Regions from separate parts of the Mus musculus genome. Here regions 2, 3, 4 and 5 are each linked to region 1. Evidence: chromatin loops called from intact Hi-C (ENCODE). Cell type or tissue: heart. All regions are shown on one strand. Links, peaks and the distances in the headings refer to the core of each region. The heading gives the core; the rest is flanking DNA.

What was found. A loop is a pair of places that touch in the nucleus more often than their neighbours do. Peaks named below come from ENCODE experiments on the same cell type or tissue, not always from the same donor. Only the 100,000 strongest peaks of a DNase experiment are listed, where the experiment ranks them.
Region 2: a loop joins it to region 1, with 8 times the contacts of the local background. A loop is called at or near these places in 19 of 42 quality-filtered maps.
Region 3: a loop joins it to region 1, with 8 times the contacts of the local background. A loop is called at or near these places in 10 of 42 quality-filtered maps.
Region 4: a loop joins it to region 1, with 6 times the contacts of the local background. A loop is called at or near these places in 24 of 42 quality-filtered maps.
Region 5: it touches region 1 in a loop (7-fold over the local background); 8 of 42 quality-filtered maps call a loop at or near these places.

What each region holds. Positions count from the first base shown.
Region 1 is chr1:75,014,522-75,020,676 of GRCm38, forward strand. All of the region lies in intron 6 of Nhej1 (non-homologous end joining factor 1), which reads right to left. Among named protein-coding and RNA genes, the nearest start is that of Ihh, 66 kb to the left of the region's middle. In heart, for the core only: a CTCF peak has its summit at 2,557 (motif pointing left); DNase peaks (open chromatin) are centred at 1,600 and 2,540; H3K4me3 peaks cover 682 bases; H3K27ac peaks cover 1,398 bases.
Region 2 is chr1:74,962,031-74,968,185 of GRCm38, forward strand. Nhej1 (non-homologous end joining factor 1) reads right to left here. Exons shown (of 9, transcript NM_029342.4): 8 at 6,139-6,155; 9 at 5,316-5,738. The coding sequence ends at 5,664. Among named protein-coding and RNA genes, the nearest start is that of Ihh, 13 kb to the left of the region's middle. In heart, for the core only: a CTCF peak has its summit at 2,633; a DNase peak (open chromatin) is centred at 2,631; H3K4me3 peaks cover 499 bases; H3K27ac peaks cover 569 bases; H3K27me3 peaks cover 1,548 bases.
Region 3 is chr1:74,877,664-74,883,818 of GRCm38, forward strand. It overlaps Fev (FEV transcription factor, ETS family member), which reads right to left. Exons shown (of 3, transcript NM_153111.2): 3 at 3,846-4,999. The coding sequence ends at 4,413. It overlaps Gm16582 (predicted gene 16582), which reads left to right. Exons shown (of 4, transcript NR_151618.1): 4 at 702-2,290. Among named protein-coding and RNA genes, the nearest start is that of Fev, 4.7 kb to the right of the region's middle. In heart, for the core only: a CTCF peak has its summit at 3,297 (motif pointing right); a DNase peak (open chromatin) is centred at 3,318; H3K4me3 peaks cover 1,131 bases; H3K27me3 peaks cover 4,427 bases.
Region 4 is chr1:74,946,196-74,952,350 of GRCm38, forward strand. Ihh (Indian hedgehog) reads right to left here and starts at 5,477. Exons shown (of 3, transcript NM_010544.3): 1 at 4,705-5,477; 2 at 2,109-2,370; 3 at 1-552. The coding sequence starts at 5,019. In heart, for the core only: a CTCF peak has its summit at 2,805 (motif pointing right); DNase peaks (open chromatin) are centred at 1,906, 2,706 and 3,656; H3K4me3 peaks cover 3,346 bases; H3K27ac peaks cover 495 bases; H3K27me3 peaks cover 5,000 bases.
Region 5 is chr1:74,923,439-74,929,593 of GRCm38, forward strand. Cfap65 (cilia and flagella associated protein 65) reads right to left here. Exons shown (of 33, transcript NM_001039495.1): 4 at 5,817-5,919; 5 at 4,896-5,062; 6 at 4,567-4,766; 7 at 4,159-4,304; 8 at 3,576-3,798; 9 at 2,993-3,258; 10 at 1,935-2,135; 11 at 1,355-1,729. Among named protein-coding and RNA genes, the nearest start is that of Cfap65, 9.1 kb to the right of the region's middle. In heart, for the core only: CTCF peaks have their summits at 1,220 (motif pointing right) and 3,458 (motif pointing right); a DNase peak (open chromatin) is centred at 3,523; H3K27me3 peaks cover 4,289 bases.

The DNA of each region.
Region 1 (6,155 bases), core at 367-5,366:
GCCTAAAGTGAATAGGACTGACAGAAAGAAAAGGCAAAGAACAGAGCTGAGGAGAGGAAAAGAGGAGAGGCCTCTCTTCCCATCCCACAATCTGGGCTCCATCCAACACAAAGTTAATTCCTAACCTCGACTTCACCACCCTGCCCACTGCTCACATGATTTATCCCCCTATCTGCCTGCATCGGCTTTATAAGCCTCCCAGCTCTACACACCATTATAAAAGATGTCTGTGCTGCTGCCTCAACCTGGCCCAGCACTGGCTCCTGCCACAGTAACCCTTTTCCACCCTTTCATTTTACAAGCCTTCCACCATCATGGAAATCTGAAATCCCACGAAAGAACAGTAAACAAACACCACAGGAGAAAGAAAATACCTATCCAGGCTACTCAGGACAGCAAAAGTCACAAATGGATGGATGTCTAAGCCAGGGATGAAGGCCTCTGAGCACAAGCAGTGAGCTGCCTTCTTGCCTGGGCCCACCTAGACAGTAAGAAGCAGCTGCACACAGATGAGTTGATCCTTCATAGGACTAAACCACACCTGAATCTCAGTTTTACTCTCTGTACTTTGAAAGATACCAATGTGACAGTGGTCAGAGTCACAGCCAAGTACCTGGCATACAATGGGTACACAGAATAGTAGCTATTGTGATCTGGGACGTTAAGCATTTGAAAAATGGGGGTGGGGTAGCAGTTCTTATTCCTTCCTAACGCAAAGTTAAACTTTCAACAAGATTTCTCCTTTATTCTGGGCAAACTTTCCCTTTCAAAGCCAGATTCCACTGATTGATCCAACCCAGAATAAGCCAAAGGAAGTTTCCTAGTAGTGTCTGTTTTACTGTCTTTGTTTGTTGTTTTCTGAAACAGTCTCTCTGTAGCCTAGACTGACCTGGAACTCAGTATATAAGCTTAAGCTGGTGCTCCACTTGCCTCTGCCTCCCAAATGCTGGGATTACAGATGTGGTTTCCCCAGGCCTGGATTTCCCTACTATCTTGAGTAATGTAATATCACCACATTGAACACCTAAAATCTACATCTGCTCCTGTGTCTCCTCATATATCCCAAACACTCCCTCAGCTTCAGAGTCAAAGGCTATACTTTCTCATCACAGGCCTCCAGAGAACCTGCCAGCTCTGCTGGAATCTGCTCTTTCCCTAAAATGCCCTCTTACCACAGAGCCTAAGCTAGAAATCAGGGTCAGACCTTCCCCCAATTAACTTGGCTGAGAATGGACACTAAGGAATTCTCTGCAAGTCTCTGGGGCTCCAAATGCTCTGCCAAGGAGTTGGAGCACTCCCCCAGGGTTCTGTTGTTCACTTGGGGTTAAGGAGCCAGGAGATGGAGGCGGAGGGCAGGAGGGCTGGGGAGGGCAGGAAGAGAAGAGAGCTTTGATTCAGCGACCAGACTGAGTTCTCTACAGGCCGGGCTCCGCTGAGGTTTCTCGGGAGAAACGGGCCTCTGTGGTAGCTGTGTCTGTAAAGCGGATGGAAATGCCCATAAAGCCATATCAAACCCTGTGCAGAGAAGGACAGGGATATATATAGAACCAGGAACCAAAGGAGCCACAGGGGATTCAGGCGGCCAGCTCCGCCCAGCCCTTAAACACGCCTCAGGGAAGGGGGAGGCCCAAGGAACAAGCTCCAGGAATGAAGGCTGGAGACAGCCCGGCGGGTTTGCCAAGGGAGTGGGGAAATTAGGGGCGTCTCAGGGACAATGCTAGAAAGGAACTAACAACTAGGCTGTTGGAATCAATCAAAGTTGGGGGCAACCTAGGTCTGGGGCAGCTCAGGGATGCTAAGGAACCAGACTTGGGGAGTTTGATCAGAGCCCAGGCGACTGCACCTCCACTTTCAATTTGTCCAGGAGCCAGTGTGCATCTCTTCCTCACTTAGTCCCAGCCTCTGGAGAAACTGGGGTTGAGGACAGTGGAAAAAAAGAAAAAAAAAATGTATCCTTAAGAAGTCTCTTAAGTCAAAGTATGCCAAGAAGAAAAATCATCACAAAATAGAATCAAGTCAGGTGTGACAGTTCCCATCTGTATTCCCAGCACCTAGGAGGCTGCAGCAGGATTGCTGTGAGTCTACACCAAGTTTGAGGACAGCTTAAGCTACATAGTGAGACCTTTTCTCAAGGAAAAAGAAGGATAATAACAAAGAGAAACCAGGGACGCAGATGAAGTTCAGCCATCAAAGAGCAACATGGTTAGCAGTACCAGAAACAAAATAACCCAAAACAAATTCACAGAGAGGACAGGACAGCTACTAAATAGATCAGAAGAGACAGTCAGGAGTGACCAGGCTCATCTGCTCAAATTTTTGGGGATCCCTCCCATTAATCTTCTTGCCAAAGTAGGTTGTCAAGATAGAACACCTGTGTAATGGTGATGGGGAGCTAGAAGACACTAAGCCTACAAGAATTTCTTATCTGAGCCACATTCAGACAACCAGTCCTCCAACGCCCTACCCGAAATTCAAGAGAATCCCTCCCTCTCTGCAGCTCCAGTTCCCAGCAGCACAAGTATCCGAGGCTTTGGCGCCACCTGCTGTCTACTCCTGTTAGGGAGTGGACAGCATGAACCTGATATTTGCCTGCCTTGATTCATCACAAATGCTAAAGGAAAAAAAATTTAAGAGAACATTAACTATAACTTATGGGACCACGATACAACTCAGGGACACAGCACTTGAATAACCTCTAATAAAAGGGAGACCCACGGAGAAATTTACTCTGGTTTCCCGGCCTGCTATCTTGGGAAGATTTCTGGTTCACCCAGAACAGTGGTCCTTAACCTTCCTAATACTGCAACCTTTTATACAGTTACTCTTGTGGTGGTGACCCCAACTATAAAATTATTTTTCTTTCTACTTCATAACTGTAATTTTGCTACTGTTATAAATCATAAGGTAAACATCTGATATGGGGGAGATTTGATAACCTAAGCCCCCTTGTGGTAGTGGTGGTGGTGGCAGTGGTGGCACATACATTTAAGCACAGTACTTGGGAGGCAGAGACAGGTGAATCTCTGAGTTTGAAGACAGCCAGGACACACACACACACACACACACACACACAGAGAGAGAGAGAGAGAGAGAGAGAGAGAGAGAGAGAGAGAGAGAGAGAGAGAGAGAGAGAGAGAGAGAGAGAGAGAGAGAGAGAGAGAGGGGATATCTGATATGAGACAGGTGCGAAAGGGTCATTTGGCCACCTGGAAGGGGTGGAGACCACAGGCTGAGAACTGCTGCTCCGGAGTGTTTCACTGTGTGTCTATATCCAGTGTCTGCAAAGTTCCTTTTCCAAGAGTCTTGTGCATTTGAGAACAGTGAGAAGTCAACAATCATTTTTCTAGCTAATAGATTCTATTTTAAATTCTGTCTTCAGCACATTAGTTTGGTTTTCTGGGTTTTAAGTAGATATTCTAATTTGCACCTAGATGCCTTGATCAAGTGCTTCTCATCTAACTCTATAACAGCAACAGTGTTCCACAAGCAGTGACTTAGATAGCTTATGCTGCTGTATCATTCTATATCTCTCACTCTGATATGTAATAAGTTCACTAAGAAGTCAGTTTATGCCACAGATAATACACCTGCTCATTCAATTTACCAGATATCTCTGTAGCACCTACCACAGACCAGACATAAACTGTAGGTAGGTTAGTAAGATACACAAGGTCTATAATCTTGTACATTCTAACATCTTTTACCTACTGACTCAATTTGGTGTAGAAATTCTACATCCATCTTAATGAATACCTGTGTGAGCCACAAAGATCAAGTCAAAATCATACACAGACTTTGTAGAGACAAAATGAAGAAATAGAAGGAGATGGTAGTTAGGGAGTGTGGGCACTGGATGGATAATACCAGCGCTTGTAAGGCTGAGACAGGAAGATTGCTCTGAGTTTGAACTACAAATGAGTTCCAGGCAATCAGGCTAGTTTGTGGGGAGGGAAGAGGGAGGTTTGCAAGTTTTGTCTCTAAAGACTAAGACTGAGTTTCCCCTACAACATAATACTGAACCAATTCTAAGGACTATATGCCAGCATCCAAGTCTCAAGCATCCTCCAGTCTCAAGGTCCTTTGTGGAAAGAAAAGAGGTGCTGGGTGGTGGTGGCGCACGTCTTTAATCCCAGCACTTGGGAGGCAGAGACAGGCAGATTTCTGAGTTTGAGGCCAGCCTGGTCTACAAAGTGAGTTCCAGGACAGCCAGGACTATACAAAGAAACCCTGTCTCAAAAAAAAAAAAAAAAAAAAAAAGGAAGGGAGGAAGGAAGGAAGGAAGGAAGGAAGGAAGGAAGGAAAGAAAGAAAAGAGAGAAAGAAGCAAGATGCTATCTATTCCAAACCAGGATTAACTGCTTAAGTTATATAAAAGGACTTCTCCAAATGTCATCACAAAAATATATATAGGACTCCATCAAATGGAATAAAGGAGAGTTAATTAATTTATTATATGTATATAGGTGTTTTGCCTGCATGTATATCTGTGTACCACATACATGCAGTGCCCACAGAGACCAGAAAAGGGCATCAATTTCCCCTTTGGAGTTACAGATGGTTATGAACTGCCATGTGGATGCTGAGAATCGAGCCCTGGTCCTTTAGAAGCAGATAGTGGTTTTTAACTGATCCTACTATAACCTGGTAAATAAAGGGAACGGAAGTTAGCCATAGAATTGTAGGATACACACGTCCTCTCCTAACCTAGCTCCCTAGTTTTCCCAAGTGAGACTGATACATTGGTCATTCAAAAGGGCACCTTGAATTCTCAAAAAGGTGTTCCAAAAGCTTCTGGTAATAGTCCTATCAAGTAAAACACTGTCTCTACTTCAACTACTACTACTACTACTACTACTACTACTACTACTACTACTACTACTACTACTACTACTTCTTCTTCTTCTTCTTTTCTCCTTCTTCTTCTCCTCTTCCTTGTTCTTCTCCCTCCTCCTCCTTCTTCTTTTCTCCTTCTTCTCCTTCTTCTCTTCCTCATCCTCTTCCTCCTCCTCCTCCTTCTTCTTCTTCATTATCATCATCAATGTTTATTATTATGTTTATCTCTTTTTGAACTATCATGAGTGGAATGCCTAGGAGTATAATCCATTTATTATTGTTCTGGTTTCCTTATGGGAAAACTAAGGCCCAATGAGTTGTTCATGCTTGACACCAAAATTCCAAGAGCCAATTAATACTAAATACGATAGGAGGGTGGCCTGGGCCCTTGTGCTATCCTTTCTTTAGCTGTACTGTCACCTCAGGTTTTGTGTTTGTTTAGTTGGGTGATTTGGGCTTTTGGTTTGAATTTTGTTGTTGCTGTTGTTTGTTTATATTTTTTAGGCAGAATCTCATGCCTATAATCTCAGGACTTAGGAGTTGGAGACAGAAAGATCAAGAATCCAAAGCTAATCTAGTGAGTTTGAGACCAATATGGGCTACATGAGGCCCTGTTTCAAACACACGCACACACACACGCACACGCACACACCCCAGAAAAATCCAAAGGCAACAGACTTGTTTTCTTGTCTTAAAAATGAAACAAACAAACAAACAAAAAATGTTGCCTTTTACTGTAGCCCAGGCTGGCCTTGAACTTGCAACTGTCTTTTTGTCTTGGCTTGCTGAGTACTGGATTACACGTGTGCATGTCTGAGGGTAGCCTCAGCTGGCTACGGAGGATGGCTGTGAGCTCCAAATCCTCCTGCCTTGCATCTGGCCGCCACTTCTTGTGAGCTTCCTGAGATTCACACATCGCTACCATAGCTAACACTGATGCTAAGCTCCCAAACTGAACCAAAGAACAGACCACAGTTGGACAAATTAAGTTAAATTTTTCAAGAGAAAAAAAAAAAACAAAACAAAACTAAAACACCAGTTGGGGAGAACAGCAGACTATCCCCACCCCAGCATACACACTTACAAGCTACTCAAACAGCTCTGAGGAGAAGGGAAGCCCTGACAAAGGCAGCAGCCAAAGCTAACAAACAGGGAAGCCAGGAGAGTCCTCAAGTGAGCCTTCCTTATTAGTGGTTCTCAACCTTCCTAATGCTGTGACCCTTTCATACAGTTCCTCATGCTCTGGTGACCCCCAGCCTAATTATTTAGTTGCTACTTTGTAACTATAATTTTTACCACTATTAGGAGTTGTAGTGTAAAAAT
Region 2 (6,155 bases), core at 562-5,561, 52 kb before region 1:
GATCGTTAACCCAGACACTGCTTCTGATCTTTTGACTCAAGACTCACACTTCTTTTTCATTTTAGTGTATCCCTTTGGCTTGATATTATAATTACTTAAATTACCTTGCTACATTTAATTCACAGCTATCAAAGCTAGCAACACAACGGAGCTAGCCTCCACCATGAAAACACTCAAGCTGTCGTGAGCACCACCTCAGCAGACCTTCAGGTTGTTAGCACTAAGGTTGCTGTTCTGTTGGGGTTATTAGCACTCTGCCTTCCAACCAGTGTCTTCCCATCCCTCCCAAGAGTGATGCATACCCACTGGCACTGCTCAGTGCCCTGGAGGCATCAGGTGACAACAATAATATCAGAGGTCTTTCCTGACCATGTCTTGAACATGGAATTTCCTTACCACCCATGGTACCAAGCAGTGCTTGTTTCTGACCTCACTATCACCCCTGTTCCCCACGCAAGGCCTGGGGAGGGAGGAGAGGACAGGTGGAACAGCAGTAGAGAGAACCCCTGCTCTCTCCCCTGCTCTATTCTCCCCTCTCCTGTCACCGATTTCTGACCAGGCTGTGGATCCTATCAGGGGTCCATAAAGCTGGGAGGACTCTGGCCCGAGAGAGGGAGGTAGGGGTTAGGCAAACAGGCCAGGGAGGCAGTTGGTTGAAATTTAACCACAATATTCTTGGTCTCTATTGTTTTGAGTGAGGCCCAATATTTCCACAGCAGGATTATAGGATCTGATTAACCATGTTAGACAACAATGCTGAGCTGGGATGGGCTTCCCCTTCCAGCTGCCCATATGAAAAAGTAAATATAACACCCAGATTTCAGAAGAGACTCCCAGAAGCCCCCAAGTCCCACTCCCAGTTACAGCTCTGCCATTGTTTTTGGGCCCCAAAGCTCAAGGAGGTAGAGTGTACTGCATGCTCCTTTAACTACTGGCCCTTGGCCCAGCAGGACAAGTAATCCTGGCACAATCGTCCCAGGTGAGTCAATGGCTGTGTGCTCCCCACACCCTGGAGTTCTTCCAATGCCTCTTCCGGGTTCCCCTGGTAGGTCGGTCCGATTCTCAGAAGTCCATGAGAGTTGGGTGCCCAGAGGCCAGCACTCACTCACTGGGGTCCAGGGGTGTGGGAAGCAAACAGAGGTCTGCTGGGATCCAGAAAGGAAAGCAGAGAGTGTGCGGCTTACCAGCCAGTACACAGAGTAAGCATTCGGTAGAGTACTTTGGTACCATCTAATGGCATCCCATGTGCCAGGTGGGAACCACAGAACTGGGAAGGTACATAAAGGACTGCCATATAGTACCTGTGAGGGGAAGTGTTCCCTAAAAAGGGCTCTGAGAGCTTCTCTAACAGGGATCCCCTGGGGTCCCCACCCCTCACACTCAGACAGGCTGCCTCAACTCAATCCTCTCATTCACTCAAGGAAGGCCCAGGAAAGTGGACCAAGGAAGGCGCCAAACTCAACAAACAGCCTTGATCTTGCGTGCCATATAGTATACGTGGGATCAGCAACTAGGGGCCACCCCAAAACAGTAACTTCCTTCTCTGCCTGAGTGTTCTCCTGTATCTAAGGGCCTAGTATAATCTGTTTCAACTTTTCCAGGGACCAGGGATGAGTAACTATGGTTGATGGCTTCCTTACACTGTGTCCCTCGCTCCTTTGAAACGGGCTCCTCCCATCCCAAAGACTATTACAAAAGACAGATTACTCAGAGAAGAACCTAGAAAAATACATTTTGATTGCTTAAAAGACTGTTAACATAGTTGTGCCTTTAGTACCATAACATCATCATGGTGACATTTCCAGCTAGTTCGAAACGTTCATATGAAAAGCAGAAACCAAAGCACACAAGAAACATGCCTGTTGGCATAGGGTACATTAATGAGTAATGACGGGGTTAGCAGAGGTTAGCTCATGTCAGGTCAACGTCATTAGAGGAGTTAGGCTTCCCTTAAACTCTGTAGAGCAAATCTTTGTAGTTTTGTGAGTCGGAGAAAATAAAAGACAGAGTGAGTGAAGAGAAGAAGTTGTCCCTGGCAACATCAGGAATGATGGAGAACCAACAGCCGGGTAGGAGAGGTGCAACTCTTCGTCCCTGTCCCTCCCATCTCCACCATCTCTGCAGCATAAGCAGGGGCTCCCGAGACTCTCCAGACTGCTCCCACCTGTAGTGGTAATAAAGGATTGGGAGCTAAGGGAGCCTTAAATGAACAAGGAGTGTTCTCCGGGTGCCCTGGGATGAGCCTTGCCAGCCGACCTGCAAAGATCTTGGTCTAGCCAGTCCAGAGTACAGAAGCACAGACCTCTCTCTCTGTCACCTTGAGCTCTAGGAATTCCAGGGAAGATGGAGATGAGGTGGTTTCTTCCTTCTCAGTTACATCACTATCCCTTGGAAACACTCCTGGACCAGGAGGCTAGCTCCTAGTGTCAAGAGAAAGGAATGGCCCTGGTGGGTTTTTCCAGAACCCAGTTTGGTCTCTGCTTGGAAGGGCTGCTGGGAAACTCCATAAGGCACCAGGTAAGGGAGTACTATCCAGCTCTTCAGCAAGGAGTGACCTGCGCTAGCTGGCTGGTCCCTAGCTGACAGCATGGGGGAATCACCAGCATGGCCAAGTAGGCCTCGTGACCTAGGTGGCGCTGTTTCTCTACTTTTTAGGTCCAGTTGCAGGAACTTCCTCGAGGTCCCAAGCCCTGCTCCTGGCTTGCTGGCTTGCTCGTGTAAACCACCTTATATTATTTTTTTTTCTAAAAATACTCCAAAGCAATTGAAAGAGTCCCTTCTCCCACCAGCCAGCCCTGGCCCCAGCCCCGGCCCCGGGGAGCGGGCGGGTAGGCGGGGAGGTGGGCCACTGCTTTATTAAACACAGGGAAAACTAATATTTACGGAATAAAATTTATGGAGCAGCCACGAGAATTCGACCCTTTTATGTGCATGGGGAATGGGGGTTGGGCCAGGCTGGGGGCCTCAGGGAGGGGCCCAAGCCAGGGGGCAGGGCTGGAATAGAGCCTGGCTAGGCCAATTTGTCAAAGCGGGATTTCCCTGGAGTTGCCCTGGGATGAATGATTCTCAAACACCACCCAGCTCAGGGGTAAGGGCTTCAGTGATGCCTGAGCCAGGGCTCCTGGCAGTAATGTTTCCCTAACGACGCATTTGAGCAATACCCCCAAGGCAGGAGCAGCCTCTGAGAACACAGGAGCAGTGGACTGGAAGGTGACGAGGCATACTCTTTTGATAGAGTCCCACAATCTCATGAGAAGATGAACAAAGTTGTTTGGAGAACTTTCCTTGTAATTTTAGGGGAGTCATAATTAAGAATGCCTGCTTGAGGCTGCGATTTGGGCAGAAGGATTAGCCAGGGTAGGACACAGAGCTTCACTGTGGTGAGTGTCTACCACAGGGCACACCCTGAGGTGCTGCAGCCCTGCCCCAAGGTAAAGCAAAGTGAGCAGCAGCAGGGGAATGTGTGGCCAGCAGAAAGCCCCAGCATCGCCAGGGGCTCCCGTCTCGGAGAGCCCGCATGGAGGAGAGCCATCCTGCTGGAAGGCAGGGTCCAGGAAAGAGATGTGGACTGTGGAAGACTGCAAGAAGAAGAAAAATCTTCCTGGAAATATTTTTAGTCAATCACCTAAGAAGCTGTAACGAGCTGGGCTGTCACTTACTAGCTGCATCACATTTAATAAGTCAATAATTTCACGACTAGGTTTCCTAGTGGGTTACTGGTACCATCTTCAGATGATGCTGATGATCATATGATGAGATGATCATATGGACAGACTACTTGGTACACAAACTGCTCAAAGAAAGCTGGTCATTTATTACTGTGGCTCCCCCACACACACCCTTTTTTTTTTTTTTTTTTTGAGACAGGGTTTCTCTGTGTAGCCCTGGCTCTGTAGACAGGGCTGGCCTTGAACTCAGAGTTCTATCTGCCTCTGCTCCTGAGTGCTGGGACTAAAGGTGTGTGGTACCACTGCCCGGCTTATTACTGTTGTAATAATTAGTACTTTAGCATGGCTTGTATGGTCCTATCTCCATGAACTGACATCCGGCAGAGACATCAGTCTCAGGGGGAGAGGGTGAAGACAGACGGGGAAGCCCTCCAAAGCAAGCACACCAAAGTGGTTTCTGCATCTGCCTCTGACTCTCCCTCTACCATAGTGTTCCCAGCAATCCTGAGTTCACTTCCCACTGCTATCAAGGTCAAGTTTCAGATGGTCTTACTACACAAGAAGTCATGGCAGAGAAGACCAAGAGTCTGTGTGCAGACAAGCCTAGGTGCCCAGGAGTGATTTTTGGATTCTGCTTGTCTCACTCAACCATCTCTTGTTTTCAGACACTATCTTACTCTGCAGCTCAGGCTGGCCTCGAACTCATAGCAATCTTCTTGGGGCATCCTAGCCTTAATACTTTTTTCTACTAAACACTGTAAGATGCCAGTTTTGTTGTAGGATTCTTCTGGGGTCGGTTCCTGTTCCCTAGCATCCTAGCTATACTTACTTCATTATTTAAGTAGAGTGAAGACAGAGGATGTGGGTGGGTGTAGCCTAGTTGGTAGAGTGCCTAGCATGCAGGAAGCACAGGACTGATCTCCAGCACTGCATAAACCATGTGTGGTAGCACACACACTTGTAATCCTAGCACTTAAATGTAAGCAGAAGGACCAGGAGGTCAAGGTCATCCTCCTATACACAGTTTAAACCAGTGCATGCCTTTAGTCCCAGCACCTAGGAGGTTGAGCTCTGAGTTCCTAGGCCAGCTTGGTCTACATAGTGAGTTCTAGGCCAGCTGGGGCTACACAGAGTGTCTTGGGCCACTGTCTTGAGCCAGAGTGGTGGTGTTATGTGTGGGTATGTGTTTAAAGACAGACATACAGGGACACAGCCATAGACAGGCGAACACAGTATACACACACAGTCATACAAAGACACACACACACACACACACACACACACACACACACCAAAAAAAAAATGTCAAATTTCTTTTTTTCCCCATCTGTGGGACCTTACTTTAGCCCTACTACTTGAAGTCATTTGTAATTTGTCCTGACATTATGGTTTAGCCTATTCCCTGTGCTTTGGGAGGAAACAGAAAAAGCACACACAAGCTTGACAGAAATGTAATCTGTCTTGTACCAACATGGAGAGAGTTCTCAAGATCAAGTCTTCTAACTGTGGCTGACCTCAGCCTCATGAGAGAAGCTGACGAAGCGTCTGTAGGATGGAGCTGATAGCTCAGATGTGACCCAACAGGACTAGGGGACACCCAGTTCTGTTCTAGGGGGATTCTGGGATCCAGAGATCACAGGTAACCTCAACAGTCGAGGAGTGTGAGCATCCTTTATTCTGTGTTGAGAGAGAGAGACCCCTGTGAAAGGCAGCCAGGAGTTCTGGGCATGCGCCTCTTTGTAAACTTGCTTCATGTACCTAAGTTTGCCATAGGGTGCTAGTTCTAGAGAAAGAACACTACCCAAGCAAGGAGCTGGTGTCACTCATATCCGGAATGCCAGTGAGTTGGAGTCAGGCTTCCCCTGGTAAAGTCCCCATCCAGGTGGCCTGTCAACACAAACTCAGGCCTCTGAGGGATGCTCTGCCATGCAAGCTCCTTCCAGGTGATGCTAGGAAGCGGTTTTGCTCTCTTCGTGGTGGCTGAGACATGGAGAGTTAACTGAAGAGTCCCCTGGGCTTCTTCCTCTTGGACTTCACCAGCCGAGCTCTATGCATAGGGCCTGAAGCAGCCTGGAGGGAAAGGAAACTCAGTTACTCTGTTCTGAAACAGACCTCTTGGCTCCTGGTTGGTTGAAGCCTTCTTAAAGTGTCTGACATGCTTTAAGATTTATTGTAGGCAGTGCTGTGAGCGTCTAAGTGGGCGTGTCCCTCACAGGCCATCACTGGAAGTCGAGGAAGGTGAAAAGGGAGTTAAGGTCCATCATTCAGCCCGAGTGGCAGGAAAAGCAAGGAGTCTATGGGCAAGCAAGATGCTCTTCGGTTTAGCATCAGCTAATAATCTCTCTCATTCTATCCTATCAAAGTGCTGTCAACTAGGCAGCAACTGCAGGGACCATGGCTGTGAGGTTACTAAGTTATCTCCAGTGCTCAGACGGCCGGCCACCCAGGAAGCTGCTCATGTGTGACTCACCACAGGCTCATATTCAG
Region 3 (6,155 bases), core at 457-5,456, 140 kb before region 1:
CCAACCAACCAACCAAACAAACAAAAACCAGTGGCCTCAACCGGGCGTGGTGGAGCATGCCTTTAATTCCATCACTCGGGAGGCAGAAGCCGGTCGATTTCTGAGTTCGAGGCCAGTCTGGTCTACAGAGTGAGTTCCAGGACAGCCAGGGCTGCACAGAGAAACCCTGTCTCGGAAAACAGAACAGAACAGAACAGAACAGAACAGAACAGAACAAAAAAACACAAAAACAAAAACAAACAAACAAACAAACAAAAACCAGTGGCCTCAAGATAGTCATGGCAGCAGGGGAACTGCCAGAGATGAGCTGAGCTAGGGAAAGTGACAGAGTTTTCTAAGATGCTGAGGCTGGACTAATCTATGATCAGCTCAAACAAGTGCTTGAGAGAGAGAGAGAGAGAGAGAGAGAGAGAGAGAGAGAGAATCCATGTGACCCCCAAGGTTCCACAGAACACTTTGCAGATCCGTGGCTTGGCCTCTGACTTTTTGTAAGGTGAGATGTATCAGAGGATCACGCGGCAAGTTCATTGACACGCCACGACTGTAACTGTTCCCAGTCTGTATCAATCTCCCAGACTGATAGAAGAACAGAAAACAACAGAGTTGGATGGATATAAAAATGAGATTTCATAAGTGAGATCAGTTAGCTGACCATCTTTCAGCTATTATGTAATGACTGACTGAAATCCCTTCTTCAACAGCTTACAGGGACTTCAAGGACACCAAGGTTAGAGAAGCCACCAGGCCTACCCTTCCCCACTCTCAACTATTCCCAAAAGGATTTGACATGTGCCATGCCTGGGGTTCTTCCTTAGCTCCGAGTACCATCAGCTCTGCTGCAACTTCAGAGCACATGCCCAGCAATGTTCTCAACCATCTTCATGCGGGTCCTCTCCCTGGGGACTGTTCTCTGGATAAGTGAGGACACTTCTCACACCCCAGGTGATTTCCCAGACTGCAGAGGTATTGCCATTGTCTCTCCAGAGTTCTTGCTCTTCAATTCCTGGTTCACCACACCGTGTGGCTTCCCTTTGCCCTTCTAGAAGTGCTTACCTACACGGAGCATGTCATTCTGGGGATGGGGGAGGAGGAATTCCGTGCTCCAGAGAGTGGATCCCTTTCTTCATCCTAAATGCCATTTCCCTGTCAATGCAGTTTTCCTGCATTTCACGTGTTTTCTAAGACACAACTACTTTGTACACAGCCTCTACTAGCCCCAACCTTTCTGTGACTTGGGTTCTGTCTCATTTCATATAAAGATCTAAGTACAGGGGCCTGGGGAGATGGGTTAAGAGCACTTGCTGCTCTTCCAGTAGACCTGGTTCAGTTCCCAGCACCCACATTGCAGCTCACAACTGTGTATAACTCCAGGATCCGACCTTTCAGGATCTGACACCCTCACACAGACACGCAGACAAAGCAACAGTGCACATAAAATCAATACATCTTTAAAGATGCATTAAAAATATCTAAGAACGGGACCACAACCTTTGCCAGGAAATTCTTGGCAGCTCAGATTTCTCCATCCTGCCTTGGTCTCCTCTGGTGAGCTCTGTCTCTGTAAACAGGGCTGTAATCATGGTGTCCCTCCAATGCCCTCTACAAGGCTTAAGCCTCTAGCAGGCCAGACTGCCCCTGGCTCACGCACTGTCTGGACTATATGGGTCCATTCTCCATCTCAAGAGCTCTAGAGGACATGACATGGAGCACAGCTTTGCCTGAAAGGCAGAGTGCTCTGAGTGTTAAATGCCATGGATAGGGGCTGGAGAGGCAGTGCAGCAGCTACAAGCACTTGTTGCTCTTGAAGAGGACCAGGCTTCAGTTACCTGCACCCACATGGTAGCTCATAATCACCCATAACTCTAGTTCCAGGGGAACCCAGCACCTTCTCCTGACCTTTTCAGGCACCAGGCCCTAGTGTGGTGTGCATGTACACATGAAGGCAAAACACTTATACACATAAAATAAAATGAATAAATCTTTAAAGAAAAAGTGTCATAGAAAATGCAGTGGGTGATGGTGCATGCCTTTAGCCCTAGTACTCAGGAGGTAGAGGCAGGTGAGTTTAAGGTCAGCCTGATATCAGAGCTAGTTCTAGGACAGGCAAAGCTACACAGAAAAACTCTATGTCATAAAACAAAAACAAATAAAATGGCATCGAAAAAAAGAAGGTCATTAGACAGAGGGAACAAGTAAAGCCCGTGCATGAGGCACAGTGATTTCTCTCCCTGCTCCCAGCCTCACCACACCTTCTATCTAACAAATATCTGATGGAGGCTTTTCAAGTTTTTGTTTGTTTGTTTTGTTTCTTGAGGCAGGGTCTTGCTTTTCGCCCAAGTTGACCTCGGAGTCTGGCTCCCCCTGCTTCTTAGTTCTCAGTGTTAAGATCACAGGTGTGTACCACCATGCCTGACTGGGTTCCCTACAGTGTGTAATATTTAGAAACCAGAAGGAGGAGGAGGAGGAGGAGGAGGAGGAGGAGGAGGAGGAGGAGGAAGGGGAAGGGGAAGGGGAAGGGGAAGGGGAAGGGGAGAGGAGGAGTTAGTGAGTGAATAACACTGGGCCTGGGTGGTTCATAGGCGATCTGGGAAAGGATGCTCACCCACACTCACTCCAAACTCTAACTACCCAGGCTTCCACCTTCATTTCTCCATTCTGCCAAGGACACGGAAATCTCCTGCTTGCCTGACAGAGGACCAAGATATCAAGGCATTCTCCCACAAATGACTTTGTTCTGGAAATACCTACAACTATCCTCCTGAAAGTTTTCTTTTTTTTTTCTTTTTTTTTTTAAAGATTTATTTATTATATGTAAGTACACTGTAGCTGTCTTCAGACACTCCAGAAGAGGGAGTCAGATCTCGTTACGGATGGTTGTGAGCCACCATGTGGTTGCTGGGATTTGAACTCTGGACCTTCGGAAGAGCAGTCGGGTGCTCTTACCCACTGAGCCATCTCACCAGCCCCTGAAAGTTTTCTTATGAGGGGAGACATCTAAGGTCGCTTCCCAGACAGCAGGTTTTTAGAAAAGAAAACAGAGATAAGGATTACAAGTGCCTCTGAATGGTGAGCCCTGACGCCTCAGAAAGATCACTTGACCCACTTCCCAGACCTCACAAGGCTGGATTCAGGATGAAAGGTCTGGGTCCCTCCTTTTACCCCTCACTCTGAAGCGCAAAGGAAATGTGGAGGCAACCCGGCCCTGGTCCTTTTGTCTTAGTAGGTAAAGCACCTAATGGCCTTCCATCAAATCTTCCCTAGATTTAGCCATAGACCGGCCTATCCTCTCTCGGACCAGCAGAGGGCGCGCACCACTAGCGGGAAAAGAGTGGACCAGTCGCCAAACGCAGTCCGAGAAAGCCTTTAAAGAGCAGAGGCATCTATCTAACAGGGAGGATCAGAGCCATAGCTACTGGGAGCCAGCAGGAGATTTGTGAAGGAAAGTGAGAGGTGGTCTTGGGAGAATGGCACGAAGCAGGGAGTGGAGGCGGGGAAAAGTATTAAATTAGGATAAAATGGAGAGTGGCTGATGCAAGAAGTTTCGGATGGAATGGAGGAAAAGGTCACGGGTTGTTGGATGCGATGCTGCGAGGAGATGGCAGAATGGCGAGATGGAGGAAGGCGAGTACTTGTTGGATTGAAAGTTGGAGTGAAATGGGATGGGGTGAGGGTGAGAGAGGCACCCTCTCAGGATCTCACCCACTGGGTCCTCCTCACTCCAGGCCACCCCACGCTTGCTTGCCCTCACACTTGGAGGCCTTTTGCTCTGCCTGCCTGAGCCTTTAACCTTCTACTCTCCCTGAAGGGGCCCTGGTGCAGCAATGAACGGACAGAGGAGGCAGTAGGGCGCTTGGGAGCTTTAATGGGGCTGAAAGGGATATATACAGGCTGGGGTCCTTGGGCCAGAGTGTGATATGGGAGAAAGGGAAGCCAGAGTGTTGATATAGGGATGGGGAACGGCAGAGATGTTTATCGAGGCTTCTCATATCCCGAGGAAATAGGGGAGTGCGAGAAGCCTTGAGGTACTACCTTTTGGAGTGGGTTGTGGGAGAGAGTCAGAAAATGAGGACCAAGAAAATCCCAGAAAAATAGGGGTCATAACGAGGTGCAGGGGTGCAAGTGAGAAAAGAAAAAGACACGGGAGTTCCAGAATCTGGAGACTTGGAAGAGAAAAATTAAAGTGGGAGCCCATGCACCCTTCCTGGGGCGAAGATAACGGGGCCTGGAAGCCTGATGTTCAAGGAAGACCTCGGGGGTTTCCCATCCTTTCTTCCCTGGGCTGGGCGCGGCTGCTGCAATGAAATCTGTGTTAAAGGAACGTCGGGGAAAGCTTCGGGGCTCCTCCGAGGATGAGGATGGGATTGGTCACTGGGCCATGTGAGAGAGGCCCCGCTGTACCCGGCCGTCCCCGTCTAGTGATAATGACCCCCCAAGTGCGAAGCTGCCGCCACTGCGCCGAAGGGCCCGGGAGGGGGCTGCAAGCCCGGGGTGGGGTAGAGCGCGGCGGTGGCGGCGGCAGCGGCGGTGGCGTTCGGGCCAGGCCAGTAGGAGAAACCAGCGGGCGCAACGCCCGCCGAAGCTGCCATCAAGTTGAGTTTGGATAGGCCCGGGAAGGGCAGCGGGGCCAGGCCGGCCGGGAGCTTGTAGAGGGCGCCGTCCTGGGCGGCCGCAGCGGCGGCGGCGGCGGCCGCAGCGGCGTGGGCGTGCGCGGGTGGTGGCTGGCAAGCCTGCGCCAGGCCCTGGAAGTCAAAGCGGTAGGCGTAGCGCTTGCCGTGCACCTTGCTCATGATGTTTTTGTCGTAGTAGTAGCGCAGCGCGCGACTTAGCTTGTCGTAGTTCATGTTAGGCTTGCTCTTGCGCTCGCCCCAGCGCCGCGCCACCTCGTCCGGGTCGGTGAGCTTGAACTCGCCGTGGCCGCCCTCCCACGCGATGCAACCGGCGTTCGCGCGATCTGCCAGCAGCTCCAGGAGAAACTGCCACAACTGGATCTGCCCGCTGCCTGTGGGGAACGGGAGCAGTTAGCCACGGACTGGGGCAGGTTGGAACTAGGGAGGGGTGGGGGTGGAGGGGAAGCAAGAAAACAATCCAAACCAGTAGCAACCCACTTCGGAGAGGGTAAGGGAACGTCTGGCTGCGTCCTTGTGTGTAGCAGAAAGCAGCTAGTCAACCAGTGTAGACCAGCAGAGTACAACGGAAAAGGCTTTCATTTTGAAGGACCTGGGGCACATTGTTTTGTGGTTGTTTGCATGTGGAGAAACCTTGTCTCTTCTGTGGAGAAGCGGTGGCGGAGCTGGGCTTTTCCTAGGTAAGGACCAGACACCAGACCCTCCTACCCCCCTGACCAGTCTCCTTTATTTAAGGCAAAGACTGCACAGCGGTGCGGTACAAGCCAGCCGGGTGCAGGAGGTTGAACTGCCCAACCAGCTGAGGTCCTGTCCAGAGATCCAGACAGAATGGTCAGTTATGCACGTAGATGAAGGTCCTTGGCCCCACCTATACGAGCAGTAAACAGTCCCTACCACCCAAAGGCATACAGTAAAACAGGCCCAGCTTGAAGAAGCACTATATGCCAGACAAGAAGAACAGAGAGAAGCTCCGTGTACTGAGAAAAGAGACCAACTCTCAGAGGCTCCCATCCTCCCCACCTCCAGGTGCGCTGATCTCTGTGCTGCAGTGGAAGATGCCAGAACTCTGCCGGGGAGGGTGGTGGTGGGCAATCCCGAAGAAAGAGGTAGGATTGCAAAAGGATTGTGCTGGATTCCTGGCTGGTTTTCCTACAGATCTCAGGGTAACTGATAGTGGCCAAGTGTCATATGCAGGCAAGGGGTGTGTGTGTGTAGGGGGGTGAGTGACCCAGAACTCACACTTTCCTGTTTTGAAGCCTTAAGCAGACAAACTGCCCCCCCCCCCCGCATTCCTCTCTAGAATAAAACAGACTCACCTCCTCCCTATTCAGTATCACTGACTCAGAACCCTAAAGCTTCCTTTCCCCCATAGTTTTCACCCCAATTTCTGGAGCCAGGATTTCGGTTTAGATCAGATCCTGGGAAGCTTTGGCCTAAAAGGTGCATCTGAGACCAAGCCGGAGCAACAATAGAGACTTGGTCCCCGTCCCTGTTAAGTGATACGGTTCCCTCTTTCTGGGAGAGAAGAGC
Region 4 (6,155 bases), core at 484-5,483, 68 kb before region 1:
GGGTCCAGCTGCCCCATGCCAAACTGGGAAACAGTCGCAGGGGCCAGAAGGCCAACTGAGCCAGATGGTGGTCAGCCACAGCTGCAAAGCAGGAGGCCACCACATCCTCCACCACAAGTGTCCCATGCCTTGTGAGAGGAGCATAGGACCCAAGGGCCACGTGGGTGGAGACAGCTGCCACCCGAGCAGGCTGGAGGCCTGGTACCCCTGATACCAGCACATATTGGCCTGGTTGCACATGGCTGGCAAATGTGGCCCGGAAGTGGGCTGCTGGTTCTGTATGATTGTCCGCAATGAAGAGCAGGTGGGCAGGCGTGAGCGCCAGCCGACGCGGAGGATCCTGAGTCTCGATGACCTGGAAAGCTCTCAGCCGGTTTGGCTCGCGGTCCAGGAAAATAAGCACATCACTGAAGGTGGGGGTCCCATCCTCCCCCATGGCCAGCACCCGGTCTCCTGGCTTTACAGCTGACAGGGCCACACGCTCCCCGTTCTCTAGGCGCACCTGGGCTCCGGCAGGAAAGCAGCCACCTGTCTTGGCAGCGGCCGAATGCTCTGTAGGTAGAAGGGACATGAAGGTGTTACTGCTGGATGCTTACTCTCAGACACAGTGTCCCGCCCCTAGTACCCTAACCCAGGAGAGCTTCTCTTGCTTTCAGATACCCCCCATCACTATACCCCACTCTTTGATAACCCACCACCAACCCATAGCTTGATCCTCTGCCCTTCTTCTCTCTAGCCCAAACCCTAGCCACTGAGAGGAACACACAGGGGCTGGAGCACCAGATGATGTCCCCACTAGATTCTGTCGTGAATTCCAGAGGCTGGAGGTCAGCAAAGCTGCTACTGTGACCTGAACCCAAGAGAGCCTTGTGGAAATAGAGAAGCTGGCTTAGCTTTGCTAGGGTCTGTTCTACCACTTGATCAAATACCTCCAAGAAATGGCCCTCCCAGAGTGGCATTCTAAGGACTGTGACAGAGCTGACCCGTGGAAAAAACAGGCTCCTGAAGCATCCCCAGATCGAGTGCTCAGGGGGTGGGGCAACGACAAGGACAAAGCCCATCATTTTCAGTTCATATGTTGGTCCCTTATGCGGGGGGGGGGGGGGGCGGGGGCGGACATAGTGGCGTCAGATGGTGGAATGGAGGTCAGCGTTTGGAGTCAGGAGTAATGAACAGGATGGGCCACTTGGCGAGCTGACCTTTGGACCGGTGTTTATAGATGAAGTGGGTATGATTTTAGGTACACACAGTTGGAAGGGTCAGGTTGTGGGTGGGGGTAGTAGGTAGGATCACCCTTGTGAAACCCGGGGGAATCAAAAATACCCCCCCAAAAAAGTCTAGTGTGCCAGTCTTTGAGTGCAACTACTATATAGTCCTATGTAGAGGGGGTGTGCAGTCGAGTGGGACCCACAGAACCATGTGAAGCATTTGTGAGTGGGTTAAGTGTAAGTGACAGGGACACTGGTGAGACTGGGGATGAGGGGCAAGGCTCCAGTGCCTGCCAGTTCTGATCAACAAGGCGGCCAATCTGGGAAAAATCCACTTTATTGAGTCCATTTACCTCCAAAATGTCCAGCTTTGGGGCTCTGGGGAGGAGATTGGGGACGCCTGCGCCCCTCTGGGAGGCCTGACCTGCATTTGCGTGGTAGATTCTGAAACTCTAGGCTTCTGGTCGGGCACTCTGATGTCTAGACACACTCTGGCCCCTAGCCCCATCATGCCTTGTTCTGCATGGGCCTGGATCGGGGACAGTGGTGCCTGCCAACCTGGCTTCCTTCATCTCTTCAACTTGTTCTGTCTTGCACTTCCTGTGGCAGTCTCTGGGCTGTGGACCACCAGGTCAGCACTCAGTGGTTCGGGAAATAGGCCCTGTCTCTCTAGGCTCCTGCCGGGACACTACCGGACATGGGAGGAGCAAGCAGTCCAAAGCAGCTGCAGGGAGCGCTGCCGCCGCCGCCGCCGCCGCCGCCTCGGAAATCCTCTTCCCTCGGGTCCCCGCCTCCATCCCCCGGAGGCCATCTTCTCCTTGGCCCTAGCGGGCTTTGCGCTGCCTGCCCACTCCCTGCGGCCCCGGCCCCGGGCCCAGCCCCCCGGCAGCAGCGGCTCACCAGACTTGACAGAGCAATGCACGTGGGCCTTGGACTCGTAATACACCCAGTCGAAGCCGGCCTCCACTGCTAAGCGCGCCAGCAGTCCATACTTATTTCGGTCACGGTCTGAGGTGGTGATATCCACCGCGCGGCCCTCATAGTGTAAAGACTCCTCTGAGTGATGGCCATCTTCATCCCAGCCTTCGGTCACCCGCAGTTTCACACCAGGCCACTGGTTCATGACAGAGATGGCCAGTGAGTTCAGACGGTCCTTGCAGCGCTGTGGAGGGGAACGAAGTTCGAAGTTAGGGAAAGGAAGCCACCCGGTGGGGAGCAGGTGACAGAAGATTCGACAGCACTCATGGGACTTGGAAAACTTGGAAGGACCTCTGCCCTTTTCCCTTAGGAGTAGAGGACTCTAAATGTGTTCTCCCAGTCTAGCAGCTTTGAGTCCCCAGGGACCTAGGCCACACAGTGGCGCCACGGATCTGGAGGACGCATGGAGTCATGAACTCTCAGGGGACTCTTCTCCAGTCTGTGGAGATCCACTTGGCTCCCTGTCACTTGCTTGGCGTTTGGATTCGCCACAAGGGTAGCTATGCTTTTCCAGGGCCCGGTTGCTCGGTTTTACCTAGGCATCAAGGTGGGTTGTCTGTCACGAGGGAGGAAATTTTAACAGCCTGCGGGCTGGCCTGCTGGGCATGCAAGGCCAAAGGTGCCCAGTAGGTGTCACCGCAGCCTCAGAGCTGAGGCCACCAGACACCGAGCCCTGCCAGTACGGCAGGTGCAGACCCAACAGCGGCCCGGATCTGGGGGTGGGGGTGAGGGTTGGTAGAAATTTCTAGTTCTTCTTAGATTCCGCCAGCAAGTGACACGAAACGTTCCCGTTGGAACCTTCTTTTGAACCCACACCTGCCTATGCTTAGCTGGAGACACCTCAGGCAGAGAGCCAGTCCCCCTCCTCTCTGACTTGGACACAGGGAGACCCCCTAGAAGGGACCTGTAAACTCTCCCACCTCCACCAGGGTGTAGTGTCCCTATTTAGGAAAGGATGGAGAAATAACCGAGCCTATGATCTCAAGAAACTGGCCCTGAATCCTTGGATCTTCCTTGAACAGCGACACCCTAGGGGGATCATCAGTGGCTGCCTATTCATGAATCCCTGTCCTTTGCCCAAGGGACCGTGCACTTGACTGAAGGAAGGGGGTGGAGTTTCCACCTACGAGGAAGGAGCCCTCCACTAGTCTTTAACACCTAGGTAAGGTGTGAGATCCCGCCAAGTATCTATCAACCTACCTCTGCCCCCACAGAGCCTAGGCCCTTACAGACCCTTGGACTTAACCTCAAGAGCCAACAGTGACTAAATCCATACTGTGCAGCCTGGCTTGAGGGTGCTCACTGCCCTCACCCCCACCGCCCGGGGGTGTAGCTCGGTTCTGGTAGCTCCTTCTAGATCCCTGTGATCGAGTTCTTAAACCTCACTAGCCAGCTGCCGCCTGACTCTTCCCCTCTACCCCCTCCTTCGGGTACAGAGCCTGGGCCCTCGCTGTCAATGATTGCCCAGCCTGTGGCCCGGATCCTTATCTGCATTCCTCGGCGCCCAGCCCGGCCCGGCCACCGGCCAACCTTCGGCCCCGACATCGGCCGGCCGGCCCCGGCGCCAGGGCGCATGCTGAAGGCCGTGGTTAAGCTGCTCTTCCTAAAGGCAGTCTTCTAACAGGGGAAGAGCCGATAGACCCTAGCGGAAAGGGGTGTGTATCTTTCCCAAGGCACACCAGACTTCGGAGAAAGAAGTGTGTGTCCTTGATGTCTGGTGGAGTTGGGTCCTGCTCCGTGCATGCAGAGATAAGTTAGTGTCAGCTCTGCTCCCTGCCTTCCTAGGCATCCCTACTCCTATTTCCAATCTTTCTTGTCCGTGCTACCAAGCTCAAGGATTCCCCAAGCTTGGTCTCAGAGCCTGAAGGCTCCAGCACCCCACCCTTTAACCGCAACCGCGCCGCTCAGCCCTCGCGACAGACACGTGGGCTCCCTCGGCTGGTTCCCTTTCCTACCTCTGTCTCCACATTCGACTTTCTTTCCCCTGCTATTCCTTAAGCCCAGAACCAGCCAAGTCGCTGCTCCAGGAGAGGGCAGCGCAGCTAACCAAGGGCACAAGGGAAGGGAAGGCCACGGGGTCCCCGGTGTCCTGAGCTTCTTCGCCTCAGGGATGCCAAACGGCTTCGTAATGACCAGGGCTGGGCTGTGAGAAATGTTAGGCCGAGAGGGATTTCGTGGTTCCCGGAGGCACAAGAGGCAGCCAGGTCCAGGTACCTTCAAGTTCCAGATTTGACCTGAGCTGCCAGCACTCGCGGGCAGAGGGGCCGCCCGCCAACCTGCGGGGCTTGGCAGCGGCAGAAAGCTCCTCTCAAAGACACCGGGCGGGATCCCGGATGCTAACACTCCCGCGGGGTTCCTTGGCCAGCCCATCTTGGGCAGAAAGACACCCGGGATTCACAAGAAGGGCAGGTGCCAGGGGGCGTGCCAGGCAGTCGAGAAAAAAGGTGCTAGAAGAGAGGATAGGGCCGGGCAGGTGGCGATGCTTCGATGGCGCGCTGGGAGGACCGATCGCGCTCACCTGGGTCATGAGGCGGTCGGCACCCGTGTTCTCCTCGTCCTTGAAGATGATGTCGGGATTGTAGTTGGGGGTGAGCTCTTTGAAGCGCTCAGAGCTGCGCGCGATCTTGCCTTCGTAGCGCCCGCTGGCGCCCAGGGTCTTCTCCGGCACGTTGGGGCTGAACTGCTTGTAGGCAAGAGGCACGAGCTTGCGAGGCGGCCTCCGGCGGCTGCCCACCACCCGGCCCGGCCCGCAGCCCCGCGCCGCCGGCACCAGAAGCAGCAGCAGCAGGAACAGACAGAACCGCAGTCGGGGCCGGAGCCAGGCGGGAGACATGGCCGGGTAGCCCGGGAGAGCAGCGGGCGAGGGCGCCTGGTGGGCTGATAGGTGGGCGCGTGGCTGGGACAGCTTCGGGGACTCAGGCGTCTGGGTGGCTCTTGGGGACTCCATGCGGGGGCGCCATGGGCAGCGCGACGCGGCTCAAGGCCGACGGGACTCAGGTGCGGGGCGGGGGCCCGGGGCCCTGGCTGGTGGCGGCGTGCTGTCCCCCTCGGCGCCTCGACTCTGAGCTGCCCGGCTCGCCGGCCGCCAATAAATAGGCCGGCCCGTTTGTTTTGGCAACGCGGCGACGGCGGGGGGCGGCGGGCGGCGGGGCTGAGGGCCGGCGGGCTGGGCTGGGCTGGCCCGGCCGGCGGACTGAAGGGACCCGCGGTTAGCACCCCGGCCCGGCGGTCAGGCGGCTCGGGCAGAGCGGGAGCTGCTGCCGTCTGCGGCGCAGCCCGGGGTCGAGTGAGAGGGGAAATGGAAGAGATCCGGGCTCGGGACCCGCGCAGACCGCACCCTATCCATGTCCCTGCCTCCTGCGCGCTCGACAGCGAACCTGCAGCAAGGGCAGCACAGCCTCCTCCCCCTCCGGCGGGCGGCCCCAAGGCTAGCCAGCCCTGTCCCGCGCGCTCCTCAGCCGCGCGTCCACCCGCCCGCTGCCCTTTGCGCCCCCTGCGCTGCCTGCGATTGTCCTCCTGACGGGCCTCACCCCACCCTGGTCTCTCCTTCCCGTTCCTTGCGGCTCCTGGGAGCCCCACCAGGCGCAAATCTCCTGGACAGGAGATGCCACCCCCACGGAGACCGCAACCCACGTCGCAGCCGGACGCAAGAGGGGGGTAGTGGCCGGACCGCACAACCGCCTACGGTGTCCCCTGCGGAGAAGCAAACCCGAAAGCTGGAGGTCATTCATAACCTGGTGCCCCACCCTGGCCCTGGCAACATTCCCTTTCTCAGCTTGGAGGAGCAGGGTTCTGTATTGACCTGGTGCACAGCTGGGGACCCTATACTGCCCAGTACAGAACTAGGGGATGCGGGTGGAGGCAATGTAGCCTTGTCAGGAGTCAAATAGGACTGGAAACACTGTTAAAAACAAGGGAGAAAGGCCATACAGAATAACAGCCTGAAGTGGGGACATCCACAGAGAGGGA
Region 5 (6,155 bases), core at 406-5,405, 91 kb before region 1:
CTCCAGTCACTTCAGCATGCAATCACTGGAGAGGCTATTAGTGAGATGTTTTACACTATTTCCATAGTCAGCCTTTGAAATTTGGGTGTATTTTATACTCACAGCACATTTTCTCTACTTGGACCACTGTATTTCAGGTGCTCACTGGTCACATATGACTGGCCGGTGCCTGCCTGCCTGCCTTATGGATCAGCACAGGTCTAGAACCCACAATCTGCTGTACTCAGAACTGGCCAGCAGAAGTTAGCATCACATTCCTACCTGTCTCCCATAGCCCTGCTAATATATGAGAATGGGACAGTCAAAGATTCTACTCTGAGTAGAATCTATGTCTGAGTGGACATAGTGGCATATATCATGGTCTACGTAGGGAGTTCCAGGCTACACAGTGAGACCCTGTCTTGAAAGAAAGGAAAGCAAGAAAGCAAGCAAGAAGGGAAGAAAGAAAGAAAGAAAGAAAGAAAGAAAGAAAGAAAGAAAGAAAGAAGAGAAAGAAGAGAAAGAAAGAGGGGGAGGGAGGAGGAAGAGAGAGAGAGAGAGAGAGAGAGAGAGAGAGAACACCAAGAGTATAGTTAAGTTGGTAGAGTTCTTGCCTAATATACATCAAGCCCTAGGTTTGGACCTTAGCACCAAATTAATTGAGGGTGGCAGTCCATCCCTGCGATTTCAGTACTCAGGAAATGAAGGCATAAAGACCAGGAGTTCAAGTTTGTCCTTGGCTATGCAACAAATTCAAAACTAGCATACACTAGACAAGAACTTCTCTAAACAAAACAAAACCAAAACCCCACAACCATGCTTTGAGCAGCAAGTTGTGAGTTTGTATCTGTAGTCTCAGAAATGGGAGGCTGAAGCAAGGAGATTGCAAGGAGTTGAGGCCAACCCTGGCTGTATAGTGAAAGAAACCCTGTCTTGAAAAGCAAAACAAAACAAAACAAAAACAAAAACAAAAACAAATACAGAAAACAAAAAAACCCTACAAACTACAAAATAAAAACAATGTTTTTGCTTTGGGTACCTTCTTTAAGGCCTAGTGACCAGGGACCCCTACCTGACACCCCCCAGAGGGCTCCTCCCTAGGCACTAAGTTTTTCCAAAGGGTTTGATCCCAGCTGAGTTCTTCCCTGGGGGGAGGCAAGGGGGAAGACCACACAGAAGTGAGACTCAGGAGAGCCAAGTCAGACCATGAGCCTGGGAGGATAAAACCAGAAGAGGGCACTGTCCAGCCAAAGAAAAAATAGAAGCAGTTAGGAAATGCCCTTCAGCCACGGGTCATCCTTGTGGCCAGACTCTGCCCTTCAGGCTCTAGGGAGAGACTTAGCTTCCACAGTTGTTTCAGTCTGTATGCACACACCTTATAAACGGCGAAGGCTTCTAGCTCCACAGCATAGAGGCAGTTGGGAGAGGACGGCTGGAAGTACAGGCGCAGGGCTATGGACTTGAGTGGGGGCACGTCACTAGTGACTGGGGTCACCCAGAAAGGGCAGTCAGATCTGCCAGTCCAGACCACGGTGATCTTGCCTTTGGTATAGTTCCTCAGGCATAAAGGAACAGGGTTGGGGGCTTCAGGCCCAGGACAGGCACCAAAGTCCACATCAATGGGCTCTAGACAGACAGCTGGGGGAAAGATGGCCAGGTCCCTGGTGCCGTCAAAAAAGTACTCCGTCATGGGAGGGATATTGGGGTACTTTTGGTCTGGCAGGTCCTCCAGTTCCTGCATAGGGAGAGACTGGGACAGGGTTCAAATGTCATTCTTCTTGCTGCTGACTCTCTTCGGCTCCCTCCTCTCAAGTGCTTCAAGTGTTCCATGCGGGTCATCCCCAGCTACAGTAGTGTAGGGCACGGGCCTACTCAGTGACTTGCAAGGGAGGGTCGGGGATCCTGGAGAGATCAGCCCGCCTGTGTGGGGCTGGGATGTCTGGCATCTCACATACCTCAATGGGCAATATGAGGGCCCCATCCTCGTCCCGTTCCAGCTTTTTCTCCTTTAGCATGGCAGCCAGAATGTCAGGAGGGTAGAGGGTCAGGCCCCGAGCCAGGTGTGTTCGGTACCAAGTGAGGTGCTGAGGTGTCAGGATGGCTGGCTTGATGCTGTCTGAATGGCAGGTCCCAATCAGGTCCAGAAACAGTGGGTCCTGTGACATTTGTCCATGCAAGACAGAACCCAGGGTAGGTGGTGAGGCAAGAGGAAGTGGGGGGCTGGACAGAGGAGAGTTAGGGAGCAGAGGCTGAAGGATGGTGGTCAGGGCAACATCCTGAGAGCTGCCTGCTAGCTGAGCAGAAAGTTGTGGTATCCCAGGGCAAGTCAAGGGGAGAGCAGCCTGGACCTGTAGCTAGGATGCTCAGCTATTGCTTGCTCTTCTTGCACTACCCATGATTCCCAGGCATTCTCCTGCTGACTGGTGACAAACAGAAGCCTATCATACCCGGCATTTAGCCCCACCCTGCCAGTGTAGAATGGCAGAAAACCACATCTGCTTTGTCTCTTTGCTCCAAGGCCTCCCAGAGCCCATGCTGCACTTATGAGAACCGGGCAAAAGAGCCTTTTCCCCAGGTAGAGGGGTTAAGCCCAGAGCCCAGTTGATGGGGGATCCTAGGCTACATTCCAGCCTCCATTTTTGTTGCCATGTCCAGGTACTGTACATCACATGCCCATGGGGGCTGGGCTTGGGTTCTAGCTTCAGAGGTCTCGCCTCCTGCGCATGCCCGAGTGAGGTGACGTCACTGACTGGCAGCAGTGACATCAGAAGCAGCAGAGCCAATGGCCCGAGGGCAGTGGGGGAGAACTTGGCACACCCACCCGGACCAGTGAGCTTTTCATGCACCCTGGTCATGCTCTGTCCCTAAACCATGGCAGAGGCTCTACAGGGGCAGATGACCCAGTCAGATCCCTTAGAGGTTCCGCAAGGAGGAGGGTGCCCACCAAGCCTTGCCTTCATCTCCTAGTCTCAGGGCCTCCTCCCCACATCTTGGTCCCTTCTCCATCACTCACCTGGTGATGGATGAGACAAGCCACCCTCCGGAAACTGATGATAGGGTGAGTGGGCTGGTAGGCACAGTGCAGGGTCATACGAGTCTTGCCTGCCAGGGTTCCAAAGGCAGGCCTGATGCTGAAGACACTCTCCTGGCAGTCAATATCAAACTGGAAGTGAGCCTGGCAGTCTGACTGGTTCTCAATCCACAGAGTCTGTTCCCGGCGTTCCCCGAGCTTGACCCAGTGGAAGTTGACACAGGAGTGCTGCAGCACTGCATCGGGACCTAGGCAGAGGAAAGGGGTCCCTGTGAGAGATCCTTGCCCTTTGGGTGGGCTGGAGGGTGCCAGCCTCAAAAGATATCTCATAGGAAGTCCCACCGCTTGGATGGAGTGCTCCCTGGAGCCCTGCAAAACTCAGTTCCATCATTACTGTATGGAAAGATGGGATCACCAGGTATCCACAGTGCTTTCCCACAATGGCCACCAGGGGACAGCAGACACCCAGGCCCAGGGACCAGGAGTGGACAAAGCGCTCAAGGGAATGACTCCCTAGTGGGACACTCGAGTTCTGGGGAGCGTGACATCCTGGGACGACCATTACCTCTACAGAAACCAACAACCTGGAGCAAAGTTTTGGTGGCACAGCCAGAAGGTATGATGGAGAAGTAGTCGATGGCTCTGCTGTCCAAAGTCTTGGGGTGAAAGAACAGTGACAGGCATTTCTTCTCCCCCGGGGGCACAATGCCTTGGCTTGTGGAACATGAGAAGCTCGGGTCTTTGGTCAGCACGTGTTCGGCCATTTCTATCTTGAAGGGGGCGTTAACCTGTAGAGCCAGGGGTTAGGGGAAGGAAAGGTTCTAGTCCCAGATTTGGGCGGCCTGTGCATCATACTGAGGAAGCCACATGAGGGATCAGGGACAGGTGGTATCCAGGCTGGCCACGCGTGTGTCCCATCTCAAGGCTGCCCAGAGCGGGGGGTGGGGGGGGCGAGGGGCGGGGCGGACATCTTTTACTTCTCCCAAAGGTAGTATGAGAGCTAGCCTAAGGCCTGGGGGTCAGAACACTCAGTGGGCTACAGGACACATGAACCCTGGGAATGGGGAGGAAGGGGGAGTATACCCAGGCTTGGGGTCCCTGAGCCTTGCCCATTCCCATTTGCTTATCCTTTCCCAGTGCATGCACACCGCAGATGGGTTATACAGCCTGATTTGCCGCTCTGCGACGGAGCCCACGGAGACATAGCCGAAGTGTACCACCTTCTGGAAGCCTTCCTGATCCTGGTCCTCTAGCCCCTTGTGCTTTATGCTCACCAGCAGCTGTGCACATTTAGCTGGGGCAGAGAAGGGGGACTGTCTTAGGGAGAACCTATCAGGGCCTCTATAGCCCCAGCTGAACAGTCCCTACAAGACCGTGTATCGTGTGTCCCCACCCCTGCCTCTACCACTGGGAGGGATAGTCTGTGATTTATAGAAGATAAAGCCTAGGGCTGGTGGAAGAGTGATAGGCAGGTGGGGACCTGTGGGGGGTGGGGGCCCTGAGATCTAAAGCTCAGGGAGGGCTGAGGAGGGTCTCTGGTGGGAGGGCAGGCTTACCTGCAGCCTGTATGTTAATGCTGTTCTTCTGTTTGTTTCCCTTTCCGTACCAGCACAATGCCTCAACTTCATGGATGACAGCTATGAGGGGCTCAAAGGTCACTTTGATCTTACAACCCAGGCCTGGCTCCAGTAACCCCGTAGTGGGTAGTATCTGAAATGGGGCTGGGACTTCCCAGGTGAAGAAGGTGGGCAGGTCCCTAAGAGTGAGGGAGTAGGTCAGGTCTTGGGGTTCTGCTGGCAGGAGCCTGTCTCCCCTGCTCACTACAGTTCTCCTCCCCCCTCCCCCACCCCCGGGGACTGCTCTCTCTACTTCAGGACCTTCTCACCCCACATTGTTCAGACAGAACCAAGTCTCCACTGTGTCCCCAAGGGCACACATGGGCAGTTGCAGAGATGATGGGCAGTCTAGCTTGTAGCAAGGCAAGGTGGCCTTCAGGGTCACACAGAACACCCCCTCTTCTTTTTCAAACCACAACTGGTCTGTGTATTCCTTCTGCAGGACAGGAGGTAGAGGAAGAGACAGTTACCAGTGAGTGGTGTTCAGGTAAGAGTCAGGACATTCCACTTCTGCTAAGCCACCCCTCCAATGAATCCCTAGCAGGAAGACTGACCATATCAGAATTTCATGAATGCTTATGGCCCCTGAGGGGAAAAAAGCCACTTTTGTGGGAAACAAGGAATTCTGAGGAGCCAGATTCAACAGCATACCCCTGTGATTGCAGCTGCTCAAGAACCTGAGGCAGGAGGATTCCCTTGAGCCTAGAAGTTCCAGGATAACCTGGGCATCGTGAGGCTATAACTCAATATAATGAGCTTCAAAGACAGAAAGTTTTACAAGAAACATTCTGAGGAACCTTGCAGAGAGTAAGTGCCTAACGAATCAAGAGCTTTCTGGTGATAATTACAGCCCTTCTGACCCCATGCCCAATAGGAAACAGCCTTTTATTGAACAAGATCAAGGGAGGGTCTTCCTAAGCTGTAGATTTTTTTTTTAATTTATTTTTTGTTTGTTTGTTTGGTTATTTTTCTGAGACAGGATCTCACTTTGTAGCCTTGACTACAAACCAGGATGCAGTTATGCAGACCAGGATGGCATTAAACTCAGAGAGATCAGCTTGCTTCTGCTTCCCAAACACAGGATGTACCGGTGTGTGTGGAAATCCCCGCTGTTCAAACCGTCCTCCCATTCTGAGGTCTCGGATCTTTTGCCCTCCCCCACACTGCATTGCTTGTTGGGCTGACCTTACCGCTTCTAGAGGTCGGAAGACAATGGGAAGTGTGAGCGTTATGCCTGGGCTCAGGAAGATGGGCTGTGGAATGATAGTGAAGAAGAACTTGGTCTTGGGAGGCCTGCAGAGAAGAGCCAGGTGGTAAGAACGTCTGAGCCAGGATCAGAACCACCAGAGGAAGCCGGAGGATGGAAGTCACTCTTTAAGGGGTCAGATTGTAAGGGGACCTATGTCTTCCTTCTCCTTGTAATTTTATTTTTTGAGACACGGTCTCATGTGACCCAGGCTGGCCTTGAACTCCATATATAGCCAAATGTGACCTCTGCCTTCTAATCTGAATCTACCTCCCTAGTGCTG